2 separate regions of the Mus musculus genome follow, and region 2 is linked to region 1. A link is a loop called in an ENCODE intact Hi-C map of the cell type or tissue named here. Cell type or tissue: left cerebral cortex. All regions are shown on one strand. Links, peaks and the distances in the headings refer to the core of each region. The heading gives the core; the rest is flanking DNA. Region 1 overlaps Gfm2 (G elongation factor, mitochondrial 2). Region 2 overlaps Utp15 (UTP15 small subunit processome component).

Region 1 (8,339 bases), core at 121-8,120:
GCTGGCCTCAAACTCAGAAATCTGCTTGCCTCTGCCTCCCAAGTGCTGGGATTAAAGTTGTGTGCCACCACCACCACCCGGCAAATTCATTATTTTTAATAGCTGTGTAGTACTCCATTGTATAAATGTACCACATTTTCTGTATCCATTCCTCTGTTGAGGGACATCTGGGTTCTGAATCTCTGAATTCTAGAGCAGCCTGGTATACAAAGTGAGTTCCAGACCAGCCAGAGCTACATAGTGCGACTCTGTCTTGAAAATTCCACCACCACCCCCCAAAAAAGGAAAAGAAAGGGTTTAGCCAGGTTTGGGGTGTCTCTTGCCTGTGATTCCAATACTTGAGAGGCTAAGGTAATATGATTGCTGCAAGTTTGATATGAAGTTGGACGGCACACAAGTGAAACCCTGTCAAAAATCAAATGAGGAGGACTGGAGAGATGGCTCAGTGTTTAAGAATACTGACTATTCTAGAGGTCCTGAGTTCAATTCCCAGCACTTACATGATGATTCACAACTGTTTTCAACTCCAATGCCCTCTTATGGCTTTTTAGTCACTAGGCATGCCAATAGAATACAGACACACATGCAGGCAAATTATCCATACACATAAAATATTAAAACTAGGCCCAGTGAGATTCCTCAGTGTGTAAAGTCACTGGCTATACACAACAGACACCTGGATTCCATCTTGGAATCTAAATAAGTTGTCCTCTGACCTCTACACATGCCTCTCCCCTCCACCATACACAAACATAGCACACATACAATAATAATAAATAACAAGCAAACTGCATACAAAGAAAGAAGAGAAGAGACATAATCCAGAAGTTGCGAGCATTGATTGTGCTCCTGTTGCTCCAGCCAGGTTTGGTATGGGGTTAGGAAGTATGTGTGACCCTAACTTGGTGCCACTTACCCAGCTGGTCACCAGACTGTCATGGGCAGAGACAGTGCCCAGAGGTCACTGCATTTGGTTTATATTCTAGTCAGAAGTAGTATTCTCATGTAGGAGCCCTCAGAAAGTTTTCAAAAGAAACTCAGTCGTAATTAATAGAAAATTACTTAAATATGTGAACATCATTTCTTTTTATCATACTTTGCATTTATTTTTTCTATATATAGTATTTTGTTTTTTTTTTTTTATTGTTTATTTTTATTTTTTTATTTTTTTGTTTTTTTGACACAGGGTTTCTTTGTATATTCCTGGCTGTCCTGGAAATCACTTTGTAGACCAGGCTGGCCTGGAACTCAGAAATCCACCTGCCTCTGCCTCCCGAGTGCTGGGATTAAAAGCGTGCGCCACCATGCCCGGCCCTGATTTATTTTTTTATTTTTATTTTTTTTCCTTTTTATTACCAGACTGTCCTGTGTGGAATGGGGGAGTTGCATATTGAGATTATTCATGACCGTATCAAGAGGGAGTATGGCCTAGAGACCTATCTAGGGCCTCTGCAGGTGGCATACCGGGAAACCATCTTAAACTCAGTTCGCGCCACAGGTAAAAAATACAACATTTTGGACATTCTGGGTTTGTTTAGTGTTTAGTTGTGTAAACAGAAGTCACAGTTTCCAGTGTCTCCCACAGTTTTACTGTGTGTATTAAAAAAAAATTAGTATAGAAGGCCTGGTGCCACTGCTACCCCCCCCCCACCCATCAGACAAATGTGTTTTCTAGTGGCCGTGGGACAGTGAAATCACTGGCTTGTTCCAGCCCTTACCACTGAAATGGGACTAAGAATTTGAAGTCAATTCATATTTATTGTATGAAGTGCATGAATAATTCCGCTATTTAATACAGTGTCCCTATACAGATAGCATTCTAGAGGAGGTGCAGTTTTTATGTTTCTGTCCTGAATGTCAGCACTCAGGTTTTCTGTATTTGGTTCCCTTAAGCAAAATAACAGTGGTCACTCTTCACCTCAAGGTGAGCAAAGTCTCTGGGTTCAGTCCCTAGTACTTACAAAGAAAATAGAACCCCCTATCCAGAAACAAAACAAAACAAAACACGGAAAGCTGTTTTTCTGTATTTCAGAAAATACTTTACTAGTTTTGGGGGAGGGAGAAACATTAAATATTGCTGAAGGAATATAGGAAATTTAAATTTGGAAATTGGCAGAGGAACAAGGTTTATAGTTTTTATTATCAGCTTTTTATACTCTCTAGATGTCATACAATTTGAGTGTTACCTTTTCCCCAAGGTTGGTACTTTTAAAGACTTAGTTTTGAGGGGTCTCAGATACAAGCAATCTCAGCAAGGGCAGACAGTCTCCTGGGGCAGCCTGTTCCTGGCATCTTTCTTTGGCTTCCTTCATTATCCTGGCAAACGTTGAGCCTCGAGTGCAGGCCCTCCTTATTCTTCACGCATTTCCATGTGTTTGTCCGCAGACACCCTCGATAGGGTGCTTGGAGACAAGCGGCACTTGGTGAGTGCGGAGCTGGAAGTCCGGCCAGCAGAAGAGCCCTGTGCTGTGGCCAAGATCGAGTATGCTGACTGTGTGGGTGAAGACCTGCTGCAGGCCTCTCGGGAGGCCATTGAAAGTGCCGTCCACAGTGCATGCCTCCAGGGTAAGGGACACACACCTGTCTCCTGGTGACTGTTTCTTTTTTTCTCTCATGCTGGAGTTTGAGCCAGGATCTTGGGCGTACTAGCGTGCACTGTGCACTCTGCCTTGATGTTACACTCAGCCTCCGAGTTGGTCCGTGTGCTACAGACACGCCAGTGTTCTCTGTGCTTGGACTTCACATGAATTCTTGCTGCATTGCTCCTTGTTACTGGACTGTGTGTACTGTTGTGCTTTATTCTCCCCACCCAGGACCTCTGCTCGGATCCCCAGTCCAGGATGTGGCAATGACGTTGCACTCACTGATGATTCACCCTGGCACCTCCACAACTATGGTCACTGCCTGCATCTCACGGTGTATGCAGAAGGTACGGAGCACCCTTCATGCTCTGCATTAAGGATGGGCACTGAGGCCAGCACCGCAGATTCCACAGACCTTATGTCACCATGGGGCCACCCAGATCTAGTACCAGTGGGTAAAGGTACTTAGCACCAAAAGCCTGCTTCTGAGTTTAATGCTCAGGAACTGCATAGTGGCTTCAGAACGTTGTCCTATGACCTCTACATGAGCACATACCACACACACAAATGGGATTTAAAACTTTTAAACTAGCTCTTGTATGGGAAATCTTTGATTTCTAAAACTAAATTTTCATTTGAAAGATTTTAGAAATTACTGGTCAGAAAGGTTAAACAAAACATTCTGATTTTACCAAAAGATCTTTCCAAACAAAACCTGGGCCTGTGAAGAGTGCACCTTGTTTAGACATTCCTTTTTTTACTTTTGAGATGTTACAGTTAGCTACAAGCCTGGCTGGGGAGAGGGGAATATATATATATATATTAATTAGATAGATAATCCATCTTTCCAGCCCCAAAGCCTGGTGGATTTAACTGGACAGATCTGAGGTCAGCTTGACATTGGGCTTTAATGTAAAGGACAATGGAAATCTAATGTGAATTTCAACTTCTTTTTAAAGATTATTTTATGTATGTGAGTGCTCTATCTTTGTGTACACCTGCATGCCAGAAGAGGGCATCAAATCCCATTACAGATGGTTGTGAGCCACCATGTGGTTGCTAGTAATTGAACTCAAGACCAGACAGTATTCTTAACTGCTGAACCATCTCTCAAACCTTTAATTTCAAATATTTGAATTTGTCCAAATAAGATTGTTTTCATTAAAAAACAAAAACAAATCAGTCCCATTGAACAACAGATTTAGGCCAAGCATCTTCCATGCATGTGATCACCTGAGTTGTCCTGAGTGTCATGGCCTTCTGCCTCCTGCCTCAGTGGCCCACCAGATCTGATCAACCCCCATGCGGTTTCCCAGTGTGGGAGTACCTTAGCCTAGCACTGGAGAGTAAAGTCACAGGTCACACTGAAGCTTTCAAGCACTAAGTAAGGTTTGAACTGTGTTCTGGGAACAATGGAGAATAAATGTTTTGATCAGTGAAGTATATATAGTCAGAACACAGAAGTGATTGGCATTTGGCACGGGAAAGACAGTCTAGGACAGACAGGAACTAGACGATGTCTGAATCAAGATGCCAGCAACAGGAATAGAAATACTGGTGTTTGCTGGAAAAAGGAAATCAGAGAAGTACATTTAAGCAAACTGAGATCTACTAATGCCATCAGCAAATAAGAAAGGCCAGAGACGTGCTTGGAAAAGAAACTGCTGAGCTAGGCTTGGGGCCCAGTGGGGGACAAGACTGAGTCCTCCGAGATGGGCTGCAGCTACTGCTGGTGTGGAAGCTCTGCAGTGAGGTACTGTTCAGAAGTCTGAAAAGGATAGAGGGCAGCTCTGGGAGGCCAGTCCCTCCCTAAAGGAAGCATTTTTCTCTTATATTTACCCTTTCCCACATGATTGTTTTATCTTGAAAACATGGTCAGGTTCCCTCTGTGGCCGATGAAGTCTAAGATTATAAACTGTAAATACAGAAAGTATTTGTAGACAGTTGTCTTGACTCTTGCCTTTGTTGTTGGCTTTTTGAGGTGCTCTCCTGTGCTGTTCTTTCCAGCATGTGGCCACTGTACAAGTTCTAACTTCTTGGCTCCTTATACAGTGAGCTCCCCAGAGCCCTCTGCTCAGGAATATAGGAATTAGCCTTCCTCTGTCTTCCGTGTACTGGAATAGAAATTTGTTCAGTTTATGAAATCTCTTCAGGCCCTGAAGAAAGCTGACAAACAGGTGCTGGAACCTCTGATGAGTCTCGAGGTCACAGTGAGCAGGGAGTACCTCAGCCCTGTCCTGGCAGACTTGGCACAAAGAAGAGGGAACATTCAGGAAATCCAGACTCGCCAAGACAACAGAGTTGTTCTAGGATTCGTTCCTCTAGCAGAGATTATGGTGAGTTTGCATTTGACATGTACACGTTGTTTACTCTAGGAGATGACCCCGACAGTGCGAGTGACACTGTGGGCATTGGGCTTGGGTTTAGAGAATGCATGCCAAGGTTTCAGCCACCATGAAACTTTGCCTTCAGTGGTGGCTGAGAACTTGGGAACACGTTACTTCCAATCACAGAGCCACAAAGATTAAGGCACAGTGTCTCAAATGTGGTCAGGCTGTTAACTGTCTAACCCCTGCTTCCATGTATTTTCTTATAAATTTTGGGGCCAGCATCCTTCTCTTCCCCACCCAGGCACTTCTGCCCCTCGGATAGACATGAGGGTACTGACTGACAAAGGGGAAGGACAGAGTCACTTACCTCAGAATGCATGCACAGCTCACCTATGCGAAGTTTTTGCCATAGTATTTCCCTTTTCTTTCTTTTTGAAAACCTCTCCCTGGAGGCGGTGGGACTCACCACCACCTTCTCTTCTGTGGTCTAAGATAATCCCCAAGATAAAAAATGTAAGGCGTAAATTAAGTGCAGTAACAAACTGAACTTTTTTTCATTAGGGATATTCAACTGTGCTTCGAACTCTGACATCTGGCTCAGCTACTTTTGCCTTAGAACTGTCTACTTATCAAGCCATGAGTCCTCAAGACCAGAGTGCTCTACTCAACCAGAGAAGTGGCTTGGCCCATGTGCTATAGGCCCTTGGAAACGGGGAAAGCTGGGCCAGTTGCCTGCTTTATTCCCGGCAAGAATGCTGTTTTATTAACTGGCTAGTAAATTGCTGCTTTGGTGTGGAAAGAACTTGACAAGACCCTTGGAGCTGCCATTCTAATTCTGTTGGGTGTACTTTGCTATATTGCACCACAGCTGGGCCCCGGTTATCTCTGCCATCTCTGGTGCTGGGATAAAATAACCTGGCCAGGGCAGCTTAGGAAAAAAAAAAGGTTTCTTTTCTCAGCAGGAAGCAAGGCAATGAGCTCTCAAAGTCCACCTAGTGATGAACTTCCTGAAGCCAAGATACACTGCCTAAGCCTCCCCAAACAGCACCACCCCCGGGAGCAGAGTCCAGAAGCCTGGGCCTGTGAGGAGCGGACCTCGTTTAGACATTTCTTGTTTTACTTTTGAGATGTTCCATCCCCCTGGAGCTGGAATTGTGGTGTGATTACGGAGATCCAGGGCCTGAGCTCGGGTCCTCTGCAAGAGTGATCTTAAATACCTCAGCCTTCTTTCTAGCCTGACATCTCTCTTTTAAACCATTGCAAGATGACAGTATCCACACAGGGCAGCCCTCTGGAGTGCTAGTGCAAGGCTTTTCCTTTTATTTTCTTAAGCTGCTCACATAAAAGATTCAGTGTTTGATTCAGGGATAGAAAGATTCAATCAATAAAAAGATGGTTTATTTAAAAAAAAAACAGCCTAACAAATCTTAATTTACATGATTTCAGAATCAACATGATCATAGCTGGAATGCTGTAGACGTCTGTCACTTCTATATTTTATTCTCATAGTTACAGTATCCAGTATAGAGAGGTTGTGCAGCTATTCCACGGCTGTAGACAGACAACACAGAGAGATATTTTAGATGGTGGCCTCCTGTCTCATGGCACCTTAGCAAATCCTCCCCCACCTTTGCAATGTTTTAATATTCTAATTTAAGCTATTAACTCCCTTAAGATGGCAGTTATATTGAAATATATCTTCCATGGGCTAGTGACAGTGAATGGAAGAGATCCTAGATCAGGAAGGAAGTGTCTCACCTGACCATTCTGCAGCGGTGCACGGCCAGTCGTTTGTAGGCATTTTCTAGGTCAGTGACAGTTTTAGGGCTCCAGAGTCTCTCACCAACAGCGCTTGCTCGAGGCCTGAATTTTAAAATATGCAGTTTCCAAAGCAGTCTAGACTTTTTTTTTTTCCTTAAGTCAACTGCATAAGGAGATTAGGAGCTCTCTCCTGCTTACATGGAGAATAAAAGCCAAGGCATCCTTCAAGCCAGCTGGCCCCACTTTAATTCCTTACCATAATCTTGGAGTAAGGTTAGTTGCATCCACAAATTCTCCCCACAGGCAAGCTTCTCCACCAATAACAAGTTGTTTCTGCTTCTCAGAGCCTGCATGACGGTGGTTAAGAGAGAGATTAAGCTGTACAACCCTGGTTTCCTTTCCAGAGTCATCCTACATCACTGCTCTGTACCCTCCTGTAGGCAGCAGAGCCTTTACTCCCACCCTGGCTCAGTGCTCTTCCACATAATAGAGGATTGTGGTGAGCCTGGGGCGCAGGTGCTTCTCCTAGGGTCCCCCACATTCAACCCCTCCCTGCATTTCCTATTAGTGGTGTTTGAGAAAATACAAGCTTCATTTCAATGGGTTTACCACTATACTTATTCCTTGGTATTTCATAACAAAACAAGAAAGAGTATTTAAGAACTATTTTTTTATAAATATGTATTTATAAAAATATATTTATATTTATTTATTTATTTTTTGATCCTGAAAATGCTTTCTAGAGAAAGTCATAGTTTCTAGTGGATCAATATTTTTGAAACTTTTAATCATATAATCATTTTCTAAAGACTGAAATACAAAAACTATATAAAATAGAATTGCTAGTAAAGGGACCAAAAGCCTCACTTAGGAGTTACGTGCAACGTAGGTGTCTTTCAAAATTAACGCACTTAGACATCTCAGATACAAAGAGCAACTCCATGAAAACAGGGGCAGAATCTAAGGGCCTGCTATGTATTTCCTTCAGGCTACACGTTGTCGCCCTCAGGACAGTGGACAGTGGAGAAGTATCCAGATTAGATTCAGGAGTGGGAGTTACATGACGCTTGCTTTGCTTACCTTCAAAATTAAGGGGCTCAACTTTGTAGTAGTTTTTCCAGTCTTGCCCATAGCTGATCAGGTCTAAGTACCAAGGAGCAGAAAGGATGGCAGGGAAGCCAGAGCCTGTGACTTGCTTTAGCTCATATGAATAATGCTCACTCTTCCACACTTCGACTACTGTGCCCGGCTGAAGCTGTTAGAGGTACGGATTGCAATCACAGAATTAGGTCCAGTAAATACAATCTTACAGGTTCATGGGCTCATGATTGGTAAACATAAATTTCTAAGATCTTAGAGAAATCATACATCCTTTTTTTCTTGATCAGTGCCATGTGCTATTCACATTAACCTTTAAAGTTGGATATTTAACTTTTGACTATAGCTAATATTTCAGAGATGGGTAAGATTTGCACCTCAAATCTATTTCTACCACAGCAATATTCTACTTAACCTTGAACCATGAGACGTCACCAGCCCCCTAGAAAGGTAACAGTGGCAGCTGGGCTTGTAAGAAATAATTTTGTCAGAAAAAAATACTTCTTAAAAGTATATATTGATTTACCTATTTATTGTGTATATAGCATTCTGCCTGCGTGTAAGCCTG
Region 2 (8,339 bases), core at 9-8,008, 1.1 Mb after region 1:
ACCTCCTTCTCGTCCCGACCTGCAAGAGCATTGGCAAGGACGCCTCTCCGAGTCAGCTCCTTTATGATGGAAACTGTCACCTCAGGGGTCCTTATCACACATTTAGGCTGGAAAAATGCTCACAGTCAGTACATCCGGAAGAACAGACAGACAAAGATCACTAGCTGCTGCAGTAAACGCCAAGCTCATCGTCACAATCCCAAGCCATGGCAATCATAAGCCCATCACATGGATCCCCCACATGTCCTAGCCCCAGGTTTCTGACAGAGCTCACACTGCAGCCTTAGCTGACCCTGAACTTCACTACATAGCCCAGCTTAACCTCGACTTGTCACCTGCCTGCCTCAGCCTCCCAAGTGCTAGGATAGGAGGCAAGCGCCTCAGCAGCGAAGGCTACAATGATTACTTCCATGCTCCTCAGTAGTTAGGCACAGCAGCACACACTTAGAATCCCAGTGCTAGAAGGCACAGAGGGTCCTAGGGGCTCACTGGCTAGCCAATCCAGCTACCTGGTTAGCTCCAGTCCAGTAACAGACCCCTACCTTGGATATTTTTTATTTTTATTTTTTATCATAAGCAGAGTTCATCTGCAAAGAGGGAACTTCAGTTAAAAACTACCTCCATTATACCAGCCTATGGACAAGTCTATGGGGCATTTCCTTGATGTAGGGGCCCAGCCCACTTGGGTAGTGCCACCCCAGGAGGTGGCTCTGGGCTGTACAAGCAAGCTGAGCAAGCCACTGGGAGGAAGCCAGTAAGCAGTATTCCTCCGTGGTGTCTACCTCAGCTCCTGCCCTGACTTCCAACTCCATAATTGATTACAAACTATAATATGTAAATTGTAATATTTACAATGTAAGTATTATATACTTACATATAATATAGACAATTAGGTATAAATTATGTATGATTATATAATTAAGTATAGATATATACTAATAAAATATATAAACGATCTATATCAGCTGTAAGCTGAAACCCCTTCCATCCCCAAGTTGCTCTGGCCATGGTCTTTGCACAGCAACAGAAAGCAAACTAAGAGGGACTAAATACATGCCCACTGCAAACACGATTTAAAAATAAGTGAAAACTATCCCTCTCTCCCTCCCTCGCTCACCTCCAGGACTCTGTCGAGGGCCTGTGAGACCCGAAAGCTTTTCAGATCCTTGTCATACCCCTCTAGGTGCTTCTTTGCTGGCCTACTGACCATGATGTCATCCTGCATGAGAGCAGTTTACAGAGGAAGAGAGTTAGTATCTACACAGTTCCATTAAAAACAGATGTTTCCATAATAAAGTGAGACATTTTAAAGTCAGGATGCTTTTACACTGCAGCACAAATAATGTTCCTATGCTCATAAGCTAAGTGGTACATTTGCCATGTTAATATGTTTATACTTATGATTTTTAGCATATACATATCCAAGTGGCTCTATTCTGAGCAAAATTACTGAAAGAAATAAGTAGAAAGAAGAAAACACAGACAGATAAAATTTGAATAAGGCAGGCAGTATGACTGCATATAAAGAGAAATGAAAACAAGCCAGAGAGACCAAGGTCTAATCTTCATCCCTCTAATGAACTCCTGGGTCAGTGAAACTTTACAACTCAGCCCTCTGCAACACCAAGGAGACATTACAGCTTTGCGCCATTTAGAGGACCAAATAAATCAATTCGTGGGTGACAGATACTATTTTGAAGATGAGAAAGTACTTTATCATTGCATGACTCAAGGTATTAAATAAGTAGTCCCTGTTCCCCACTATTTTTCAACAATGTCCATACACCTGGAACCAACTTTGATGGGGCAAGAAGCAAAGTAAATGTACGTATTAGGTGACTCCTATTTTACAGTAAATTCCAGGAACAGGTGAAATCGACCCTTCTAAGAAATGTCACATTTTGAAAATGATTTTAAAAAAGCACATAATCACCCGTTGCTTCAAGTAATTTTTTCCTTTAATAAAGGTTCGATATGCAGGCCTCCTCCTCCTCGGAAGAGACGTCTTCTTTGCTTCAGACTTCCGGTGTTTAACACTCAGTATTCCGTTGGTCATTCCTACAACTATCGTCTCATCTTGATGCTGATGGTAATCAGAAAAATCAATCTACTTTAACCAACATTTTATAGTACATTTAACTCAGAACAGCACTTACATCATGTCTGCTACTTATCTTATTACCCACAGTTCCACTCAATGCAAACACACTCCTGACAGTGATCTATCCAAACTGTTATCGCACAGTCACTTTTTCCTCCAGGTACCACTTTAAGGAGAGACCTTCTTATCCTCACACAGCACTGCCAGTGAAGTGTGATGAGAACCTTAATGCTGGCGGAGAGGCTAATAAGATGCTAGTGGCATCGTGACAAGTTTCAAAGTAATTTTCTATATTCTCTGAATAAAAAAAGGACCCTCTAGTGGCACGACTTTCATAAGCTGGCTCCCACAATATCTTATCTTTACTTTTCCTCTCTGGGATGAGACTTACAACATATTCAATATCCTCTTGCGCAAACGTGCCTCCAGGTGAAGCCTGACAGTGACGACTCTGCAGCTCCTCCCTCCCCACCCTTCTGAAGCCTTCGGGGCTGCAGCACCCTGCACTTGCTGAAGAAAGAGCTACAGCTTCCTAGCCCAGCCAAGATGCTACCATCACTGCAGTCAGCGCCACCTCATAGGAACCACTCAGTTACCAAGACAAGATATGCATCAACTGTCTTAATGCAAACAAGCTAACTTAAATCCAAAGGTAGAGCCCAGAGACTCCATTTTACTCTTACTTCACAGGCAAGGTTTGTAACATTTTGAAACGAGCTGAAATCACTTACAGAGAGTGCCAGACTCAAGATTGAAGCTGCGTAGTCAAAGCTGTGGACGACTTTGTAGGAGGTGGTGCTGTAGACTTTCACTTTCCTGGGAGAGAGACAGCTCGGAGGTCACCTCAGAAACACATTCGAGTAAAATACGAAGTCTCTGCTTAACAAACTGTATGAATACTAAATTTTACACTGTCCATAAAAGACACATGGTATTAATTACAAAGTACTTCATCACCAAGCTCCCTGAAAAACTGTTTTGTGCACTAACCAGGTTTGAATAAAGACTGATTATACACTTATAAAATTAAGAGTGACCCCGTGTCATGGAAAAATGAGACAGAGGCAAGAAAACAAAGGATAGGTGAGCAGACAGTGAGCCCCCAGCAGGGTCCCCAGCACAGCCCTCCACTGGGCACAGCAGCAGCAGCCCTGGCCTCCATCCCTGCACGGCAATAGCATTGCAAGTCTTTTCTTAGGGGCAGGGAAGAAATGGCAGCCTGCAGACAAAATAACCAATAAAGAAAGTAAGTCCTACAACCCTGCGGACACCAGCTCTGTGTGGCTACTGAACCTTGACATGTAGCTAAAGAAAACGGGTACGTTTAAACACTACACAAACTCTTATAAAATATGATTATATTATGGCATACATTTTAGAAAAATATTCACTTCCAGTATTTACAAAGTAGTCAGATTACGTGTTGAACTAACAATCCATGTATTATAACTTTTACTTTTATGTTAAGATAAGAGAGTACATAAAATATGTTACTTAAAAGCAAGTTTTAGTTTTTAACCTCCTTTAACATGGCTACTAATCATTTAAAATTACACATGCAGCCTGTGCTATGGGCTTATTTGACAACACAGTTTTAGAACATCAAAAGTGGAATCTTTAACTTGGCTATTTGGATGCTGCAGATGGCACTCAGGTCTTAAGCAAGTAGGTAAGCACTGTAGGCCCCGAGCAACAGCCTCTGTGCTCCAAACTTCCACTGAAAACCATAGTGCTTGCACCGCTTCATGCAAGAAATATTTGTATGAGCTTTTATTATTTTTACTTTGTTTTTGTTTTTGACACGGGACTTTCTGGGGATAAAATTATTTCTGGGGAAAAATAAGTAGTTGTATGTAAATATAGGAGGCCAAACTATTTTCAAAGCAATAGATTTTTATCCTCTATGAAAACCATTAGAACATCTTTTATCACAAATATTGCTAAAATAACTCAATTTCTCAAGTAGTAAATGCTAACAACAATGAACAAGAAAACTAAAATGCTACCTATCCAGTGAGCCGGAGAGTAACCTCTGTCCAGAGCTGCTCAGACACAAACATGTCACAGTCTTGTGATGATTTTTCAAAGACACAAGCAGCTGTCCTCCTTTTAACATGTCCCAGACTTTAACATAGCGGCCTCCTGTGGAGAGAAACAAGCAGTAGGTTGATATTCTGCCCGTCCGCTCAGAACGATGGGGATCTAAGACGCACTTCCCTCTGGAGCTCGCTAGGGTGGGCACTGAGCAGCAGCTAGCACTGTCTGTGATGCTTAGGAGCCCTGACTCACAGAAATGTTACCATGACTACGTTACTGCTTATTTTAAGCACAGCAAAACAAATAGGAAACTGGAAATATTTTTTAAAGAAGAGTCTAACAAGTTCCCTGAAAGAAACGCTGAGCCTGCCAGACGGTTCAGCAGGCAAAGGCACTTCCCTACCAAGCCTGGAGACCCGACTTTAATCCTGGGATCTACACGGCAGCACACAGCTGGCGCCTCAAAGTTGCCTTTGAACTCTACCATGTACACAGTAATAAAACAGATTAATAAAAATAAACACAAGGAATACTGTACAGCTATGGAAATGATGTAGATACTATTTCCTAAAAATGTTATGAACTCCCACAAAGCAAAAAGACTTCCCAGTAATTTTACTCTAAGAATCAGAAAGATCCTTAGTAGGTGACTCGATCCTCTGATTTCAAAGAATATATTAATAGGAGCTAGAGAAATGGCTCAGCAGCTACAAGCACTTGCTGATCTTACACAGGACCTGGGTTCAGTTCCCAGCATCCATATGGTACCTCACAGCCATTCATACATCCAGTTCCAGGGAATTTGACCCCCTCTCCTGAGCTACGAGGGCACTGCATGCTGTGGTACACAGGCAGACCATCTATGCACATAAAATAAACTGTAATTGTTTTCAAGAAAACACTAAGTGGAAGTGGGATAGGGCAGCGTGCGTGGGGAGAAGGGGTTCTCGGCTGCCCAGCTGGAGACCCTGGGCTGGCATTCAGCTCGAAATGCCAACCTTCCCGTTAGAATGTGACAATTATGAGAAGAATCAGTTGGCAGCTACTCATCTAAGACAATTCCTCCTCCTCCTCAGGGCACAGGGGTGCTAAGGGGTTGCTCGAGGTCACACACATAGCTGGTGACAGAGGAGAGCAGTATACAGATCTCCATCTTCCCCATTCAATTTGGTTTTGTTTCCACTTCTTAAAACAGTAAGAAAAAGAGTTATGTCTGACAATGACATAAAAAAGAATTTTAAGCCGGGTGGTGGCGGTGGTGGCGCACGCCTTTAATCCCAGCACTTGGGAGGCAGAGGCAGGTGGATTTCTGAGTTCAAGGCTGGCCTGGTCTACAGAGTGAGTTCCAGGACAGCCAGGGCTACACAGAGAAACCCTGTCTTGAAAAACCAAAAAAAAAAAAAAAAAGAATTTTACGTTAAACAGGTATCAGAATATCAGAAAATGTATAAAAGATTTTTTTAAAAAGAAGAAACATAAAGCTATATAGTGCCAGGTGAATACATTTTCTGATATCAACACTTTTGCTTTAATGACAAATAATAAATTATGATTATGAAATTCACTTTGGTAAACATAGTGAACCCCTCTTGACTAGTTTGATGGAAGTGCATCAAGGCCTATTTAATTCTACATTGTATCCTCTCCAGCACATGTGCTGTTTACTAGACAGGAACTTGTCAAGTGACACAGGAAAGGAGACCAGCATGTCTCTACATCAGGGGGAAGGCTGCCAAAGCTACAGATTTCTTCGTTGAAATAAAAGAAGTAGGCTTCTGGGGTCACATGGGACACACACCTAATCTATCAAGTTCTCACACTCCAGGGATTCAGGCCTGCCACTCACAGTGTTGTTGCCTTGGACAAACTAGTCGAGGTTTCGCTCATTTATTTAATTGTAAAACAGAACACTAACACCTGGGAGGACTGTCTAAGGCATTAGAGCTGACATGTGAACAACAGCCCAGGGTCAGTCAATGGAAGTCAGATACAGTAAGTGACAACTACTGGCCCAACCTGCCTACCAATGGAACAAGACCTTACAATGTAACTCAGGTGCACACCAATAATTTACAAATGGTGACTGATGAGGAGAAAGCTAGTCTATTTGAGAGCAACAGTAGTGGTGAAAGCTGTTCTGAGAAGCAGTACCTGCAGACACCAGAAGCCCTCCTGAGGGGAAAAGCAGGACACTCTCCACTGGCTGCCCATGCTCCACACAGAGAACATTCTTATTTGTCCGAGCATCGAATATCTTCACAGTATGATCGTATGATCCTGAAATGCCAATGTTTGTATTATGTAAATTTTGTTCTTTAAAACAATAAAAAGTTTGTCTACCTACTCATTAAGATCAAAAGGAGAAAAAAAAAACTGCATGAGATTTTTTTGAAAACATGCATTTCCAAACCTTCTGCTAGTATTGTTTCTGCAGCACCGTATAATACTACACAGAATTTAACTGCCTCTGACCTTCAGACTCCTGCCACCATGACACCATCTGAGAATCTAGACAGGCACCTCCACAAACTTAGCTGTGCTTACTACACAGCTCACAGTGCTATGGCTGCTACAGCTGCTCTCTGATAACCAGGTACCACGGGCTCACTACAACCTGACATCTATGATTCTTTCAAGACTCCCTGAAGCTATTCCCAAATACATTTAGAGGAAAACACAACCTACTATCAAGAGAAGAAAAAAATAAAAATTAGCAGACTTTATTCAAACCTTTATTACTTTATGATTTACGAGGCTGAGAATACATACGTTCTAGGCTAGGCTAGTGCTCTACCACTAATGGACACCCCCAGCTCCATTAACAAGCATTTACACCCCTCTACTCCAAGAGAATTTACAGCAATGAAGTAGAAACAGATCACCAACCTGTTACAAAAAGGTCTGGGTTCAGTTTGCTGGCACAGCCGCACCTCACGTAATCAGAATGTTCTTTGAATGTCAGGATTTCTTTAGAGTTTGGAATATCCCATAATTTAACAGTATAGTCATCAGCTCCAGAGACCACATGATAATTGTCAGCTGTAAAATCTACTGTATGAACTGCTCTGAAAGATCAGAAGTCAACAGATTACAAACCAAGGGGAAAGCTACGGCTGACATCTTCTAACATAAAATGGTCCTTCACAGATTTAAAAAAAGATCTCCGAGGTTCAAGCCACCGAGATGACTCACTGAGTGAAGTCATCTCTGGGACCTCACTGGTGAAAGGAGAGAATCAACTCCTGAATATTGTCCTCTAACCTCCACACGCATGCCATGGCCGTGCATACACCCGAATATACACATACAAGAAGTAAATACATAAATCAACTGCAGAAAACAGAAAGTGTCTGTGCAAGAAAAAGAGAAATGGAAAAACCTTTAAAACAGGTGTCTGTCCTGAAGGCAAACTCTGAAATGCAACACTATGTTACTATTAGATTAGCAAGAATATTAAGTAACTGCCTTGCATTATATTTTCTAGAATGCTAGTAACTGATGAAATTAAGTTCTAAACGTTGCAACGAAGGTAATGTTCGAAGTTTTCATTTACTTATTTTATGTGCATGGGGGTCTGTGCACTCCATGCATGCCTGGTGCCCTTGTGCTTACAGATGGTTGTGAACATCGTGGGAGAGCTGGGAACTACACCTTTTGCGCTTAACCACCGAGCCATCTCTCCAGCTCAGCAAAGGTACTTTTTAAAAAACATAAACAAAGAGCTCTTTCAGAAGACTTGCCATAGAGTAGACTATCATTTAAAAAGTTTCTGTTTTGAGAGTTTCAATGATGGGTACAAACATCCTGACAGTTTGCAATAAAAATAAAAAACAAAAACAAACAAACAGAAAACCACTTTGATATTTTACACCAGTAGCAGTTTCAGCAATGACTTTAGTAACCCTGAAACTAAAGTTAGAACACTGAATTCATCTAGGGGGAGATATCACAAATCAAAACACACAATTTTAGCGAAGTCACAAGCTCTATGAACTGGATGGTAGAACTAGGGTTAAGTTCTTTGTGAACAACAAGAAATAAAAAGTACACATAGATAGAATCTTCACACAACTAATATGTGTTTATAAAAAGGATTCAGACAGAACTCTCAACAGAAAAACAACACACATCACAAAACCAAACAAAAACACTTACTTTGTGTGGCCTTCAAACTGCCTGAGGGGAGCCCTCCCATTTATAT

The links. Peaks named below come from ENCODE experiments on the same cell type or tissue, not always from the same donor. Only the 100,000 strongest peaks of a DNase experiment are listed, where the experiment ranks them.
Region 2: it touches region 1 in a loop (2.6-fold over the local background); 2 of 42 quality-filtered maps call a loop at or near these places.

The regions. Positions count from the first base shown.
Region 1 is chr13:97,170,127-97,178,465 of GRCm38, forward strand. Gfm2 (G elongation factor, mitochondrial 2) reads left to right here. Exons shown (of 21, transcript NM_177266.5): 17 at 1,360-1,498; 18 at 2,386-2,565; 19 at 2,814-2,929; 20 at 4,736-4,918; 21 at 5,474-6,325. The coding sequence ends at 5,611. It overlaps Hexb (hexosaminidase B), which reads right to left. Exons shown (of 14, transcript NM_010422.2): 11 at 7,754-7,928; 12 at 6,930-7,020; 13 at 6,671-6,775; 14 at 6,205-6,463. The coding sequence ends at 6,403. Among named protein-coding and RNA genes, the nearest start is that of Hexb, 24 kb to the right of the region's middle. In left cerebral cortex, for the core only: a CTCF peak has its summit at 3,591 (motif pointing right); DNase peaks (open chromatin) are centred at 2,829, 4,202 and 6,791; H3K27ac peaks cover 968 bases.
Region 2 is chr13:98,250,812-98,259,150 of GRCm38, forward strand. It overlaps Utp15 (UTP15 small subunit processome component), which reads right to left. Exons shown (of 13, transcript NM_178918.3): 4 at 8,294-8,339; 5 at 7,025-7,203; 6 at 6,290-6,415; 7 at 4,108-4,243; 8 at 2,833-2,917; 9 at 1,934-2,083; 10 at 1,118-1,219; 11 at 1-107. Among named protein-coding and RNA genes, the nearest start is that of Utp15, 8.0 kb to the right of the region's middle. In left cerebral cortex, for the core only: a CTCF peak has its summit at 4,270; a DNase peak (open chromatin) is centred at 4,332; H3K27ac peaks cover 481 bases.